Linked DNA regions of Homo sapiens: region 2 is linked to region 1. A link is a loop called in an ENCODE intact Hi-C map of the cell type or tissue named here. Cell type or tissue: GM12878. All regions are shown on one strand. Links, peaks and the distances in the headings refer to the core of each region. The heading gives the core; the rest is flanking DNA.

The links. A loop is a pair of places that touch in the nucleus more often than their neighbours do. Peaks named below come from ENCODE experiments on the same cell type or tissue, not always from the same donor. Only the 100,000 strongest peaks of a DNase experiment are listed, where the experiment ranks them.
Region 2: a loop joins it to region 1, with 2.9 times the contacts of the local background. A loop is called at or near these places in 1 of 110 quality-filtered maps.

What each region holds. Positions count from the first base shown.
Region 1 is chr9:38,086,704-38,089,621 of GRCh38, reverse strand. No RefSeq gene overlaps it. Among named protein-coding and RNA genes, the nearest start is that of SHB, 19 kb to the right of the region's middle. RefSeq lists enhancers at 1-17, 1,360-1,409 and a silencer at 1,356-1,650. In GM12878, for the core only: a CTCF peak has its summit at 1,471 (motif pointing left); no DNase peak of the experiment used is centred there; H3K27ac peaks cover 1,134 bases.
Region 2 is chr9:38,317,801-38,320,718 of GRCh38, reverse strand. The region is part of intron 1 of LOC107987065 (a long non-coding RNA gene); the gene reads right to left. Among named protein-coding and RNA genes, the nearest start is that of ALDH1B1, 73 kb to the left of the region's middle. RefSeq lists an enhancer at 1,337-1,676. In GM12878, for the core only: no CTCF peak of the experiment used is centred there; a DNase peak (open chromatin) is centred at 1,488; H3K27ac peaks cover 984 bases.

The sequences.
Region 1 (2,918 bases), core at 104-2,603:
GGTTTGACTGCGGTATGCCTGAGAGCACTGGGGAGAGACAAGCTTTAGGAAAATCCCTGGGGCTGGGGGGATTCTGCTACCCTGATGCCTGCCTATATGATGGCTTAGTTGAAAGACAGATGTTGAAATGAAGTTTCTGAGATTAAAGGAAAGTGAAAGGGGGTGTTCTTTACTTGTTGATACACTCAAAGCTTGCACAGGCTCTCAGGCCAGAAGACATGAGACAAAAACTAATAATGGTAAGAAATGACCCCCCACTTCAACTCAGCTGCCTCAAGCAGGAGGATTTTTCCCATCAGGTGCCACAGACAGAGGACAGAGGACCTACGAGCTTCTCAAGAGCCTCGAAAAATGTTTCATGCACTACAAAAATTCTCATTGACTCCAAGTTACAAAATGAAAATTCCACAGTCAAAATGTAATGAAATGCCCTGAAATTCTGTGTTACATCAACTCTATACATCGTTATACTTAGTATCTGTAAATTTTTTTATATTTGAAAAGAATTAGCAGATTCTTTCACTTCAAGGAATTCCTAACTATGCACAATGATTTCTAAGAAACCACAGCCATTGAAAATAAAATTAGCAAAATAATCCTCAAAGTAAAATTATTAAAATGCCCCCAAAAACTATTTTAGAGAAAATGAATTGCATTTCCAGTGGGATGTGGGGGCATTTTGGTGTGTGCTATGTCATGGGTCAGTGCATCTAGAAATTATACTGCTCAGCTTCTACAAAGGTCTGAACAATCCTGGTCCCAAAGGACCAGGGCCTCCTCAAAAGTTGTAAAGAAAGCAGGTGTACACAGGCAGAAGTGAGAAAGACATGGTCTTTGCAGCCAACTAACTGTTTTGTTCATGTCACTCAGAGACCATTGAAACTGAAAGGAACCCTGGTCATCATGGTGCCCAGTGCAAGGGTGGGGCTGGTCTCTCAGTCTCCAGACATCAAACTTATTTGGTAAGATGAGACACCTGAGGCTCAGAGAGGGAGAGGTCATCACCTAAGGACACACAGTACGAGCTTTCATCAGGGGCCATAGACACAGGATTGAGGAACTACAAGGTTAGAGATCAGACTCCAGACCCCTGCCTCCCAGACTCAGTCCTTGCCACTGTACTATGCCTGGGCTTCCTGCTTCCTTCTCCAGGACACTGAGTCATCCCCCATCCTTAGCAGAATATGTGGGTCACTGGACATTCACTTGCTGGTTTAATTTTGGAGATTCTAGCTCCTATTCTTAGATGTTTATCAATGTTTGCCATCCGTCTGTTCATCCTTGGGCTTTCCTAACCTTGGTCCAGGCACGCTGCTTCCTAGGCCTTCTGGTTGGAGGCCCACTTTATCCTGTGCAAATCACCTAGGCCAAGATTCCCCTTCCAGCCAGGGCTCAACTAGCGGACCAGCCAGCTGGCTGACCCCACAGCCACAGCAATATTTTGGCACCTGGACCATGCCCTCTCTCGCCCCCTTGTGGCCACTCGGAGAGGTGCACCACCTGGGACTCAGGGTCCACCCCATGTGTGCCAAGTGCATTTGAGCCAGCTTGATTATTATTTCTCAAAAGGCTTCCTTATTCCTGGATGACCGTTACTTGGGCAGCACTAACTCTTCTCCACTCCTGCTCTCCCATTTAATTGTCCATGGCAGCCTCAGACTCCCCGTTTGATTCATCAGTCCATCAACTCCCAAGGATTCTTGAGCACCAGTCAAAGGCGATCAATCTGTGGATGAGGATGCAGTCCATGGCGGGAAGTTACAGCCAATAAAGGGCAGCTGAAGCACTCATCAAAAATTTAATAATTTGTGGTTCAAATTAGACTGTGCCAAGAACTTCAAGAATTAAGAAATGGGGTAATGTAGCTGTGGAGGTCCCAGCGAGAAAATAATCAAATTGGTCTTTGGGAGACAGGAAGTCTTTTGAAAACAGAAGGAAAGGAAGAAGAGAATTCTGGAAGAAAACAAAACCCATGAGAAGCAATAACTAACAGCCTGAGCAACATGGGGAAACCCTGTCTACACCAAAGATACAAAAAATTAGCCGGGCGTCGTGGCATACACCTGTGGTCCCAGCTACTTTGGGGGCTGAGGCAAGAGGATCACTTCAGCCTGGGGAAGTCAAAGCTGCAGTGAGGCAAGATCATACCACTGCACTGCAGCCTGGGCAATAAAGTGAGACCCTGTCTCAAAAAATAAAATAAATTAAAAATAAGTAATAACTAAGGTAGAATTATGGTTTAAATAGTATTTCCAAGGAAAAAGATAAAATGGAGATGAACTTTTTTTTTTTTTTTTTTTTTTGAGATGGAGTCTCGCTCCTGTCATGCAGGCTGGAGTGCAGTGGTGCAATTTTGGCTCACTGCAACCTCCACCTCCCAGGTTCAAGCGATTTTCCTGCCTCAGCCTCCCGAGCAGCTGGGATTGCAGGTGTACACCACCACGCCCAGCTCATTTTTGTATTTTCAGTAGAGATGGGCTGGCCAGACTGGTCTCGAACTCCTGACCCCAGGTGATCTGCCCCCACCTTGGCCTCCCAAAGTGCTGGGATTACAAGCATGAGCCACCGCACCTGGCTGAACTCTTTCTTATTATCTTCTCTAGGTGCTCAGATTCCTTTGTTAGTTCTTTTTGCAAAGCACACACCACACTCTGACTCTGCAATGTTTACATGCTCTCCCTTCTGCTATTCATTAAGACCCTCTTGGCTGCAAGTAACAGAAATCTAACTGAAATTAGCTACAGTGAAAAAGAAATGTATGGATGGATATAACTGAGAAGGACATGGAGAACACTGCATAAAGTAAGCCTTCAAATCCAGGGCTGGCACAATATAATCAGTGTGCTCTCTTTTTCAGCTCTGTCTTTTGCTCTGCTTTTCACTGTTTGGGGGCCTCATTCTCTCCTCCCACAGCTGGG
Region 2 (2,918 bases), core at 143-2,642, 230 kb before region 1:
ATTTCCCTACCATCTTACCAACATTAAGCTTTATCAATATATAAAAGTGTTTTGCCAATCTGATAGGTAAAAATATATTTTTGTCATTTATTTATTTATTTTTATTTTTTATTTTTGAGATGGAGTCACTCTGTTGCCCAGGCTGCAGTGGCTCACTGCAACCTCCACCTCCCAGGTTCAAGTGATTCTCCTGCCTCAGCCTCCCAAGTAGCTGGGATTACAGATGCCCACCACCACGCCTAGCTAATTTTAAATATATTTTTAGTAGAAATGAGATTTCATCATGTTTGCCAGGCTGGTCTTAAACTGCTGACCTCAAATGATCCACCTGCCTCGGCCTCCCAAAGTGTTGGGATTACAGGTGTGAGCCACTGCGCCCGGCTTACTTTTGTCATTTTAATCTGTACTTCTTTGAGCACTGTCTTTCTTTTAAGTGAATTTCTAGTCCAAGTCTCCTGCACATTTACTATTAGGTTGTTTTTTTTTTTATTGAGTCATAGAAAGCTCTTTATACATGAACACTATTAACCTTTTGTATGTAATAAATGTTGAAAATGTTTTCCCTCAATTTGTCATTTGTACTTTAGTTTTATTTGTAATGTCTTTTGCCTTACAGACATTTCAAATATTTATGTAGTTAAACCTTGTCATTTATTATTTCCAGATTTATTTTTACTTTACCACCTTGTTTTTTAACTACCAGTTAATGATTTTACTCTCTAGTTAATCATGAGTTACTTGGGGGCATAGGCTGCCTCTTACTCACATCTGTAGATCTTTCTCAAGAAATCACTCACCCTAGAGCCCTGGCTATGATAAGTGCTCCGTAAATAAGCACATGTTTAAATTTTATTGAATCGACAGAGTTCAGTGTGCTGTAAAATAAGCAAACATAGAAAATGTAATTCCAAGATTGAAGTTGAGGGAAAAGCTCCAAGGTGCTTTGGCATACAAAACAAAATGCATGGTGAATTAAAACTGTAATTTCAATCGATATATGGAGTAAGATCACGGTTAAATTCAGCTGGCAATAGAAAATTATTAAAAAGATCACAAGAAATGTGTTCTATATTGGTTTCACTTTAAAAGCTGTTTTTGTCCCTGAATTATCTGCTTTCAGAATCAGAGTTTAATACGGAAGAGTCATAGTTTAATATAAAAATAGTCACAGTTTAATATAAAAAGTCAGAATTTAATATAAAAATAACAAAGTGGGGAGTTCAGATGGTAATCTGGATCTCATGTAAAACACATGCCCGGTGACTGGGGCCACTTTAACTACCCTGTGTCTGCTCTTTGCTGGTGACAGTCTACACTGATTGCAGAACACATGGGGAAAAGGAAAGACAGGCTCTTAAGTACGAGAACTGCACACCTCAAGCTGTAATATGCTGCTGTTGTTTACATTCTTAATGCTGCTCATCGAAACTTGGAAGGCATGTGATGTTGGGGAAATCCCTGGGCCTCATTTTGGCTGTTTTAAAAACAAAGCGGGTTCACTGCATGATCTCGGCAGTTCGTCCTGAAACTGAGGTCCTTGGAGCGTACGAGACTCTTCCTGTGAAATGATTTCCAGGGCCCTGCCTTTGTGGAATTCCCCTGTGATTCCATCTGAGGTGTGAAGGCAAACCCATCACAGTTGTTACCAGCTGTTCTGTGAGGCTGCGCTGGGAGCCCCCAAGAGCATCAACACCGACGTCTGTATAAGTTAAATTAAATTCCAGGATCTGGTGTGAAGCTGGAACAGGCCTTGATGTTTTTATCTGTCTGCTGCTGAATTCCTCTGGGGCCTATCGCCTCAGCTGAGAGCACACGAGGGAAAGGGAATGGAGTGGAAGGGACAGTTTTCTCTCTTTTATTTATGTAGGTTAATAATCATTTTATTATATAAATTATACCCTGGTCACTTCCTAAAAGGACTGAAGATAATTCATGAGTTCACTTGAATTATGGTACTCTATCCCTGCCCTATGCCAGACCCAATGCTGGAGGCTTGGGGAAAGAGAAACACATGAAAAAAATCTGATACTGTGTCTTACATGGTATTAGAGAGGCCTTGGGGTATACAGGGTTATGGGGACACATGGAAAGAAAAAGCAATTCTGATGGTCCAGAGGTGGGCATGGAGGGGAAGAGAGAGGGAAAGGGGATGTCAATTTCTTGAGTACCTTTTAGGAAGGAATATGTCATCATGACCAAGGGCACAGGATTTGGCGACAGGTAAGACTGGGTTCAACTTATTTAAACCTCAGTTTTCTCATCAGCAAAATGGAGTAATAATAGAATTTCCTTTATTGGGTTGGTAGGCAGATTAAGTGAAAAAGGCATATAAAGCACTTAGCCATGCTTAGTGTCCAGCACATGGCAAGCATACCATATGTGGTCACTGCTTTTATTATTATTCTGCTTATCAGTCAGTCAGATGCACTTACTATCGAAGACTGCATTGTACTTGGTTTACAGATGAGGAAACAAAGGCTCAGAGAGCTTATATAATTTGCCCAAGGCCACTCAGCTTGAAAATGGCAGAAGCAAAATTCCAATGAACTTCAAAGCCCATTTTCTTCCCACTGCTGTGCTGTGCTGCTGCTGAAGGAAGGTTCCCCAAAGACCTGATATTTGAGTTGGGTGTTAAGGAATGAATAGAGGTTGCTTTGTGGGCCTTAGAGAAAAGGAAATGCTCTACAACCCTCCAGCCTCAAAGAGGTGGATTTGGCCAACAAGCTGAATGAACTCAGAAGTGGATTCTTCCCTCAGAGACTCCAGAATGGAGTGCAGCCTGGCTGACACCTTGAGTTCAGCAGACCCGAGCAGAGGACACGGTCATCCCATGCTCAGGCTTCTGACCTACAGAACCGCAAACAAGCAAATGGGTATTGTTTTAGGCTGATAAATGTATGGTCATTGGTTATGCAGCA